2 separate regions of the Homo sapiens genome follow, and region 1 is linked to region 2. Evidence: read pairs that join two places in POLR2A ChIA-PET (ENCODE). Cell type or tissue: OCI-LY7. All regions are shown on one strand. Links, peaks and the distances in the headings refer to the core of each region. The heading gives the core; the rest is flanking DNA.

Region 1 (5,389 bases), core at 163-5,162, 830 kb after region 2:
TGTCTCCCATGCCCAGACTTTAACTTTTCCAGAAAGCTTCAGAATGGGGCTGACTCCGTCTGCTGCTCTTCCCTGTCTCTTGGGATCTCCCTTAATAGAGGACCCTGGGGCTCAGTCCTGAGGCCCACACTGACTTTGCCTGAGCCACTTGTTAAGTAACACAAACATCTCCTGGACTTTTTTCACCACTTTATGATTCCATTCTCTCCCCTATCCTCTCAACGTCCTCTCATTCTAATAATAGCAAATTGCACTGAATGTTTTATCAAAATTCTACAGGAAGTATGAAAATTATAAGAAGAAAATCCGTGTAGTTTATACACAAATGTATGGAATGACTAAGGATAAATTACTGCAAATGTATTACAATGACTGTATTGGCTTGTTTGCTCACCATAAAATAGAAATGCTAAACTGAATTAGAATTTAAAAGATTGGTGACAGAGCGAGACTCTATCTCAAAAAAAAATAATTTAAAAGATTAAAATAATCTCTTAATAGCCTAGTTAGGTAGATTTCATTAATCAACCTGACAATGTTTGAAGTCCAATCTATAGGTTTCAATTTTTTTATTTAAAACAAAAAGCAAGACTAAATCATACTAATGCGTCTATTTACCTTACTAAGTTGTTCAGGTCCATTGTCCCATGAGTGCCTAAATTCTCCAGTTGTTCATGTAATTCTTCAGTCAGTTGCCCAGTAAACTGATGGAGATTGACAGTCCCCATTTTCCCTTTCAACATAATATAGAGTTTTTCATGCAGTGCTAAAAAGACATTCTTTGGAATTGATGCTATGAACAAAGAAAACTATTTTCAAAATAAGCAACAACTCCTTGAAACACACAGTCAATATATATCTACTATTATTTGGTCAGCAGGGACTACAGCCAAAGTCCTCTCAGTACATAAGGTCACCTCCCATAAATAAAAGTAGATAAAGATTCAACCTATTCTCGACTGAGTGTGGTGGCTCACAACTGTAATCCCAGAACTTTGGGAGAACAAGGCAGGTGGATCACTTGAGGTCAGAAGTTCCAGACCAGCCTGACCAACATGGTGAAACCCTGTCTCTACTAAAAATAGGAAAATTAGCCGGCTGTGGCGGGCACCTGTAATCCCAGCTACTGGGGAGGCTGAGGCAGAAGAATCGCTTGAACCCAGGAGTTGGAGTCGCAGTGAGCCAACATCACACCACTGCACTCCAGCCTGGGTGACAGAGAGAGACTTTATCTCAAAACAAACAAATAAAAAAGATTCAACGTATTCTGTGAGATGATGGAAATCTATTCACTTTAAGGGATAATCTATAAATGGGTGATTAAGAGAGCTGGTATTTTCAGCCCTTCTCCCTCAAAATCTACAGTCCAGATACATTAAAAACATATTTTACATATCCCAGCATTTCAGAGGCTGTTCTGTCTGCTCAGAATGTTCTCTCCTTTATTATACCCATATCTACTCCCACCCAATCCCACACACTTATACCTATGAGCCTCAAACTTCTCCTGCAAATTTCTATTTGTCCTTCAAGTGTCTTCTTGAACACTACTTCCACCAGGAGGCCTTTCCTAACCCCATGAATAGCTTTGAGCCCACTATTTTCTTTATGTTAGTATTCGTGCTCCTTCTATAACACACATTCCTAATTAGAAATTGTGGTTTATTGTTTACTCATTTCTTTATATTTTTATTTTATCTTGTTTTATTGACCTTGAAGTAACTTTTTCTGTTTTAAAAAAATTTTGAATTTTATTTTAGATTCAAAGGGTACATGTGCAGGTTTGTTATACAAGTATATTGTGTTATGCTGAGGTTTGGGGCATGATTAATCCCATCACTCAGGTAATGAGCACAGTACTCAATAGTTAGTTTTTCAACCTTTGCCCCCTGCCGCCCACCCCCCTCCCTCTAGTAGTCCCCTGTGTCCATTGTTGTCATTTTATTGAAGTAACTTTTTCAAAGAATAAGTTTTAATTTTGTATTTCGTCATCCTATTACGTGTAAGATACATTTTGTGTAAGTTAATGAAAAACAGTTTTTAGATTTCCTGAGCATACATCTTCTCTATGTTACCATACCAGTATAGTATGTATACTATGCTACTATACATATACTATGCTGGTATGTATAGTATGCTACTATACATCTTCTGTATGTATAGTAGCATACATCTACTATATGGGAGGGATGGGAAGCTGACTCAAGAATAAATATTAATATATTTCATCTGTTCAATGAAATATTTAAACATGAAAGTCCCCAGAGGAGGCTCAGGTGAAAAAAACTCAATCATTTCCATACACCTCTGATAGGTAACTTAGTAAATTTTTCTGAAGGGATACGCGACTCTACAGATCAAAGGCCTTCAAAATATTTATATTATTTGATCTAAAATTCCATAGTCCAAGTATCAAGAAGCACTAAATAATCAAATAATTTCACCAACAGGTTGTGATGATCATGCATACAAGAAGAAAAAATATATATAATTCTATTGATTACTGGTAGCTTTTAAAACAAACTTTCTTGTCTTAATGGCAAGAAATGCACAAAAGGTTACATGAAAAGGAACCAAAGAAGAAAAAAGGGAAACAGAGAGAAAGAAGCCACAGAGAATAGAAGCAAGCAAAAACATTGTGAAAGCACAAAAAAGAACCAGACACAAATTGAACCAGCTCTGCGTTCCAGGGAGGACACATGGCCCCAGTACACACAATTGCAGCCTAGGAAGAAATGAAGGCAGACAGCCATACTGGAAGCATGCTGACTGTACAATCTGGTAGTCTCTGAAGATGGAGGATTTGTGAAAGGGCAAGTCAAGCTCCCATTGACCATAACAGCCCTATAAAATTTGTCAGGAAATGCCACTGTAAAGGATTTACTAAGCCATGGAATTCTAGTTTCAGGGACTGAGTAACATGTAACCAGTCCAAGAGCTGTACCCTGTAGAACACTGTATACACAGCAGTGGAACAGAGTTAGTGACATCTTGGAAGCTGTAACATGATACAGATTCCAAATATTCTCTAAAGAAAACATCAATGAGGTAACCTTATCACTTTCACGTGTCTAATTCAAATCTAAATGTATTAGGCTGCCATTCATTTGCATTTCAATGGCCAAACTATTCTACCCATAACTCTTTCCTCTTCTACCCATACCTCAAGAATAAAATAATGGACCCTCATCATTCTTGATAGAGGAATGAGGATGTAATTTTTACCTAAAACTACTCCTGGATTCCAATGTTGGATTTCGAATGGACTATCTGAAAATATTCTTTACCTGTACGATAAACGATATTTTGCACTGCTAGTTCAAAATCTACTTTTTTGGATTTTAGAAACACATTAATTCCTTCTTCTTCAGTAACAAAGGTCATTCGGTTTCCCATAGCAAAGACTGTAAATATTGGTCCATACTGAAATAAAACAAACATAGATTATATTAGTAAGCATTCCTAAGCCATGTTTAAGACCATTCTCCTCAAGAATCCTAATGCTGAAGTTATAGTCAAAAGAAAAATTATTATGATTATATTTGGCAATTAGTTATAAATTTTGATTGTTTCAGCCAGATCTGAATTATATACATTTTAATTTGTTCTGTCCTAATATGTAATATTCCCTTTGATCATTTTATTGCCTATTTATAGCTTCTTTTCTTGTACTATGAAATAAGTAGAAAATAATAATTATAAATAATTAGAAATTATATCAACATTGTGACATTTAAACATTGTTTTCAAGATATTGGTAGACTTATAAGCAACCTATAGCTGAATATTGTTCAACAAAAAGGTTCAAAATTGCCAACTGGTTTATGGGAAATCCATGGTTATTCAACAATGTCTTGCAATCCTATACACTTTTCTAATCTGTTCACTTTCCTAGTTTTCAAAATGATTATTTCACCTGTACAACCTGCCCAACCTCTCCATTCTGACATAGTGTCCCTGCCTTGTAACTCACTAGAAAAATGGAGCAATCAAGTAGCGGTCTCAGTTTCTCGCTACTAAATCCTGCAAGGTATATACATTTGCACCCATTCTCCATGCGTTCCCTCCTCTTAACACGGATGGAGGTTCCTGCCCTTGTGAAATGTCAACACTTCTCCATTTGTGTTATGGATCCTACACTCTTGCCTTCTCTCTTCTACATTTATGACTCTCTCTCTCCTACATCATTAATTTTCCCCTCTTTATCAGATCACTCTTAGCAACCTTTGAACATACTGTAGCACAGGGTTTGATAGCAGGGGTCTATGACCTTGTTGGGAAAAAAAAGTCATCATTTTTATTGGCGTCTAAGTATAATTTAGCAGTTTCTTCAATTATGAATGTGGGCAACAAACCTCAGTCTTCTCCATGACTCTATCATCAAAAGAAATCACCATACTTTCATATTCCATTACAGCATTATACATATCTCAAGGCATAATTTATGCTCATCACTACTTCAGTATTAGTCATTTCTATACCTCCCAAGAGATGACACATGATTACTCCTGCAACACAGTGTTGGGTGCTACTAGGCAACTTGCAGGCCCAAAAATCATTAAGCCACCAGAAAATGAAGTCCCATTTTTGTGCATTAGTGATCCAGACATCTACACTGCTTTCTAACATTCCTATCTGTAATTGTTTGTTAACCAGTAGTTAGAAGATGACTCATTTTCATTGTTAAAGTTTTGTTCAAATGAGAATTCTTAACTTCCCATTAGTAGGTAGCTTTTTGTAACATCTATAAGCACCTGGCCACAAGTGTAGACTAACCACATTCAAATACATTGAATCAGCAGTTGAGATAATTGTTGATGTGAGGCATTTAAAGTAACTGCAATATAACTGCGGAGTAAAAGATGGTCATGCACAGTGTTAGAAATTATGCAACAGGGTTTTGTTGTTGTGTTTGTTTTACTTGCTTTCCTTTTGTTCTTTTTTTGTATGCAATGTCAGCAGCCTCGGTGTTACGAAGTACAGGCAGGCACACACGGTATGTTGTAGAAGTGGTGCTTGTATATTTTTTAACTAAACTTTTTATTTAGAGATAATTGTAGATTATCATGCGGTTGTAAGAAATGTTACAGAAAGAGCCTACGTATCCATTACTGTTTTCCCAGTATTAACATCTTGCAAAACTATAGTACAGTATCACAACCAAGTTATTGACATTGATACAGTCAAGATACAGAATGTTTCCATCACCACAAAGATCTTAAATGATGCCCTTTTATAGCCAGCCCCCACTGTTTCTCTCACTCCTACCTTCTCATTAATCCTTGGCAACCACTAATCTGTTCTCCACTTCTATAACTTTGAATTTCACTATGTCATATAAACAGAAGCATTTAGTATACAATTTTTGGGGACTGGCTTTTCATTCAGT
Region 2 (5,389 bases), core at 336-5,335:
CTTATTTGTTAGTATCTGTTTCTTCCACTTGGCTCTAGCCATGTGTGGGCAGGGACTATGTCTCCTTGGTTGTCCCTCATATTCCCCAAGCTGCCAGGACTGTGCTACACAGGAGGTATTGTATGAACATTTGTGGAATGAATGATTGAATGAAGGAAGGAGGGAAGGCAGGATATGCACACTGTGTTGTGGCCACTGCAGCCTCCTATTCTCTCCAAATGTGTCTCCTACTATTCAAGTCCATAGGCTGTGCACTCAGTAGAGGAATAACTGCTCCATGCCCTCTTCTTTTGATTTTGTCTTTCCTATTCCAACACATACACTAAGACTGAACATGATTTCCAGCTCCTCTAAGAGGACTTCTCCCAAAATAATGAACTTTGCTTAACTTCCTGAGTTAGAACCCAATCAGATCTTGTCCAAGATGTCTTTTTTACAGGAAATATTATAGCCCCAGGGAGGAGACACACCTGGGTTCAAATCTCAGCTTTCTACCTGTGTGAGCTTTAGTGTAATATTCAGTTTTCTATTCTATAAAGTGGGAATAGTAACAGAAAACCTACCTCAAGGGGTTGTGGAAGGATTGAACAGGATATTGAGAGTAGGGTGTCCAGCTAGCATAAGAGCATTAGTGAATGCAAGTTATGATTATTATTTGATCTATGTATTCTTAATTGTCATGGTATTTTTAGGGCTCAAAGGAAAGGACCATAAGTTAAAATCCCTCATATTCCTACTGAGCGAAGTTTATTGCTTGTTTTGGAGATATATAAGATGCATCAATTTTATTAAAGCTCCCTTTCAGCCAATAATTGCTGTCTGTGGTCATTTCTGTTTGGCAGAAGCCTCCTTCACACATTGGCCAGAAAGTCTAACAGCCATCCCACCATAAACTCTCTCTTGCTCGTTGCCCATCCATCTTACCTAGCCTCCTTCTACCTACTACAATATAGTGGAAAGACTCATAAGGCAGGTAGTGTCAGAGCCAGATCTTGAACCCAAGATCATGGTTCATGTATTAGTCTGTTTTCACACTGCTGATAAAGACATACCTGAGACTAGGCAATTTACAAAAGAAAGAGGTTTAATTGGACTTACAGTTCCACATGGCTAGGGAGGCTTCACAATCATGGTGGAAGGAAAGGAGGAGCAAGTCATGTCTTACATGGATGGCAGCAGGCAAAGAGAGAGCTTCCGTAGAGAAACTCCTGTTTTAAAAACCTCTTGAGACCAATTCACTATCATGAGAACAGTATGGGAAAGACCTGCCCCCCATGATTCAATCATCTCCCACCGAGTCTCTTCCACAACATGCGGGAATTATGGGAGCTATGAGATGAGATTTGGGTGGGGACACAGAGCCAAACCATATCAGTTAGTGTTACATGTTGTTCACTCTCCTGCTTCCTATGCTCACTCTTTATTTTTTCCTTACTGTTAGAAAGTAGGGAGCTAGAATTTGAACTTAAGTCTCTCATAATTTTTTAGATTGAGTAGGCAAGGAAGATCTCAAAACAGGTGATACTTAAGCTACTATCAGAGTGACAGGAAGGAACCAGGCATGAGAAGATCAGAAGACAGAGCAGAGAGAATTGCAAGTGCAAAGGTCCTGGGGTGGGAATGAACTTGGTGTACTTGAGGAACAGAAAACAGACAAGTAAGGTGGAGTTGACAGAGGCTGTGTGAGCCTGCACTCGGGGTCACTGGCTGTGGGTTTGAGAGAGGAAGTTGTCAGCTTGAGCTAGATGATGTCAATAGAGATGCAGAGAAGTAGATTTGTTTGAAATGTACTTTGGAGATAGAATCAACAATACTGGCAGTAGATTGGTGGTAAGAGAAGGGTAGGCTCAAGGGTGACTCTCAGTTGGGTCTGGCTTGAGCAACTGGGTGGATGGTGATGCCATGTACTGGGATGACGAATACTTGAAGAAATAGATTTGAGCATATGTTTGTGATCTCTCTGGGATACATCAGTGATGCCAGACAAGTAACTGAATATGCTAGTCTCAAGTTCAAACACAAAGTTAGAAACTAGAGATGCATGTTTTAGAGTCATCAGTTTATAGATGGCATTGAGAGCCATAGGAACAGATGAGAATGTCTAGGGAAGGAGGATAGAGAGAAACAAGAAGAAGGCCCCGGAGAGAACACTGACATGATTGGTAGGTGAGTAAGAGGAATGGAACTAGGGAAGGAATGGCCAGAAAGGAAAAGTAAAACAAGGAGAGGATGGGTTTCACACCAAATCTAGGAGGAAATCATGTTTCAAGAAGAAGGGATCAGTCTTGTGTCAAATGCTACTACAAAGGTGATGGAGACGGATTAAAAAAAATGTGTCTATGGAATCTGGCTTCATGAAAGGTTGTGGATGACTCTGACAAGAGAAGTGTAGGTAGAGTGAAGGGAAGTGACAGATTGCCTGCATAGCTAATATTTTTAAAGAACTTATTTTAAGGAATAACAAAGAAATGGGAATATGAGTCAAGAGGTCCTTTTAGTAGATGGGAGACAGGAGGGGCTGTTTTCTGATGAGAATGATCTAGAAGTAGAGAGATATATGACACAGGAAAGACTAAGACCCACATCTCTCCCTTCTCTAAAACTGGTGCCTTTAGTACTTATTTGCAGAGTCACAGTCCCTGTGGCCTTTGCTTGCTTCTCCTCCATATTGAAATTAGCTTGGAGAGGGTGCATTGATTCCTTCAGATCAAATGAGAGTCTCTTTTTGTTTCTCTTTGCCTAGACATTCATGTGACCTTCACAGACAAGTGTTTACTGGAGTTACTCAGAACTGAGCAAGGACAGCTTTGGTCTGATAAAAGCACACTCCCCACACTGGCTCAGAACCCTCAACCTTCCCTTTGAACACAATATAAATGCTACTGTGGACCTCAGAGGTTAATCCATTACAACAAGGCAATTAAATTTAGGGTCTGTTTGGAAGATAAAAAGCAGCAAGTAATAACCAGGTCAGAAAACTCAGCCATGATGGATTTCTATAATTTCCTCTGACTTCACGGAGCTGCGTCTGGTGACCTGAAGCAGGATGGTGTGACTGCCCGGTGGTGTCAGAAATGTGAGGGGGAGATTATTTTTATTAAACTAGTTATTTCTGAGGCATTGACCTCTCTTGCTTCCCCTTTCTCTCTCAAGAAGGTCATTTGCCAGCTGGTAATACATTTAACCCTTAAGCATACAGTCAACCTCAGGTTAGCAAGGAGGATCATTTTACAAAGGCAAGCGAATGAAACTGATGTTTCTCCTGGTTAGTGTTCTGAGTTTTGAATTTGGGCTACTTCCCCCTTTCTTGTTAAGCCACTTTGGTTTAAGTGCCTAACCTTCTCTGGTGGATTTTGTATAGATTTTCCAGTAATAAGATGGTTAGTTTGTCCTCATCTAGAGTGCTTTACCCATGAGAAAGAAGAGAAAATTGCTCTATGTCAGACTGGAGCTGGGATGAGAACCCTCAGGCCCTGATTTATTGCTCTTCAGCTTTGTTCCCTCCACTTCTGTCTCACACAGCGTGTGGTCATCCTGAATCATTCGTGCCACAAATGTTTCTGGACACCCACTCTGCCTGTGACACTGCACTAGGCACCATGGCAGAGTGTTTGACTACATGGCCCCTGCCCTCTGGGAACTGGTTCCTGCTCTATTTCAGCGGGGAGTGCAAGGAGGTTGCTGACACAGTCATTTTAGGGGTTTGTTTTCTCTGCGCCAAATTGCCCTGTCTCATTAATGACAGGCTCAATTTCCATCAGGTTCCTTGATGAATCTTGCAAAACATCCAAGAGGGAGCTTCCTTCCAGTGCAGAAATGTAATTCCCTGTGGATATGTGTTGGCATCCGCCAACTCAGAGGCATAATGAAGTTAATTTTGAGGGAAAGCAAACACAAATATAACGGTGATCGGAAGAGCAGCCACAACTGTCTGAGCCATTTATTTAATGGACTAATTAGCTTATTAAGTACTTTGCACTGTCTTCTTTTCCACAAAGGATTTAAAGAGATGATTGTCTGGCTCAAAGGACTGGTTTTGGATTTGTGATCAGGACACTGAGTTCGAGTCCCAGTTCTGATCATCTGAGCTCTGCCTCTAGCTCAGCCTGTATGGCCCCAGTGTCATTAAACCATTTGTCTTATCTACTTTATGGGACTGATGGGAGGATAAAATGAGATAATAATACACATGAAAGAACCTTGTTAAAGAATAAAGCGCTATGCACATGTTAGTTATTATTTCAGAAACCAAAGTTAACAAGAGATAAAAATCTTAAATCTGGGAGGAATTTTTCTATGGAGCTAGTTGGCAGGTCACTTCTTTTTCTCATTTCTTCTTTGTTTGCATCTCAGAGAATTAGCAACCAGATAGGAAGGAAATGCCATTATTAGAATGTGGGCTGCCTGAGTGGTGGGGAGGTGCCAGCCGAGGCATTTTTAACAGTGTGGCTTCCAGGGCTCTGATTTGCATACTTGCAGCTGTCTAGCCCACTGATGACCACATATACACCCAAGTGATATGTGTATCTATATTATGCTTCAGTTTGCCAAGGCATCTTTGATTTTTATCTTCAGGTTCATTCTTTTGGGTAAAGGCATCAACTTCAAACAAATAAACAGATAGCTCAGAATAGTGCTTAGGTGTGTTCAGAGGAAAAATCTCTTAGAGAGAGTGGGCATCAGCAGACCAGGCTTTGCCACTAATATTCGTATTGTCCTAGCTGCGAGAGGCCACGCCTTGCATCTGATAGGAACTGGCAAGTAGCTCAGTAGGTTGTATTTTGAGAAATCCATCTTAGAAATTTCTTATTTGAAAATTAAAATGGCACACACACATACATACATATATATACATATATTTTTTTTTCCTCTCTCTCTCTCTCTTAAATTTCCAGTCTTTTCTGTTTGTCCACCAACAAATAGGTGTTTACCAATTGGTTTTTCATCAATATTCTTCAAGTGTTTCTCGAAGAGTGGTCCATTAAAAGTCCACCTTTAAGAGAATCGCCTGGCGCGTTTATTACAAATTCAGACCCCCTTTTTTGGACCCATCAAATAAGCCTATCTGAAGGAGGGGCCCTGGAATCTGCATTCCCAAAAAACTTCCCAGGAAGACATCAAGCACACTCAAGTTTAGGTCCCCTTTTGTGAAGATTGTCTACAAGGGTTTGGTAGTTCTATTGCTATTTCTCTCAGGTTAAGTTTCTGGGCCAAGACTCTTGATTTCATTTTGGGCAGCTGGACCAGCTCATCCTGGTTACACATCCCTGTTGAGCTTTGGGAGATCCTTCACCAATTTTTATATTGCTCTCGTTGGCCTGAATATCACTGTTCTTTCCAGACAGGACAGAAGCAAAGCCGGAGTTGGAGAGCTCCGCTTTCATTTTGT

The links. Peaks named below come from ENCODE experiments on the same cell type or tissue, not always from the same donor. Only the 100,000 strongest peaks of a DNase experiment are listed, where the experiment ranks them.
Region 1: POLR2A ChIA-PET joins it to region 2 with 5 read pairs; 1 of 35 experiments calls an interaction of 5 or more read pairs at or near these places.

The regions. Positions count from the first base shown.
Region 1 is chr6:46,638,876-46,644,264 of GRCh38, forward strand. It overlaps CYP39A1 (cytochrome P450 family 39 subfamily A member 1), which reads right to left. Exons shown (of 12, transcript NM_016593.5): 2 at 3,288-3,423; 3 at 619-793. Among named protein-coding and RNA genes, the nearest start is that of CYP39A1, 11 kb to the right of the region's middle. In OCI-LY7, for the core only: no CTCF peak of the experiment used is centred there; a DNase peak (open chromatin) is centred at 4,796; H3K4me3 peaks cover 1,844 bases; H3K27ac peaks cover 4,386 bases.
Region 2 is chr6:45,804,681-45,810,069 of GRCh38, forward strand. No RefSeq gene overlaps it. Among named protein-coding and RNA genes, the nearest start is that of CLIC5, 210 kb to the right of the region's middle. In OCI-LY7, for the core only: no CTCF peak of the experiment used is centred there; no DNase peak of the experiment used is centred there; H3K4me3 peaks cover 689 bases.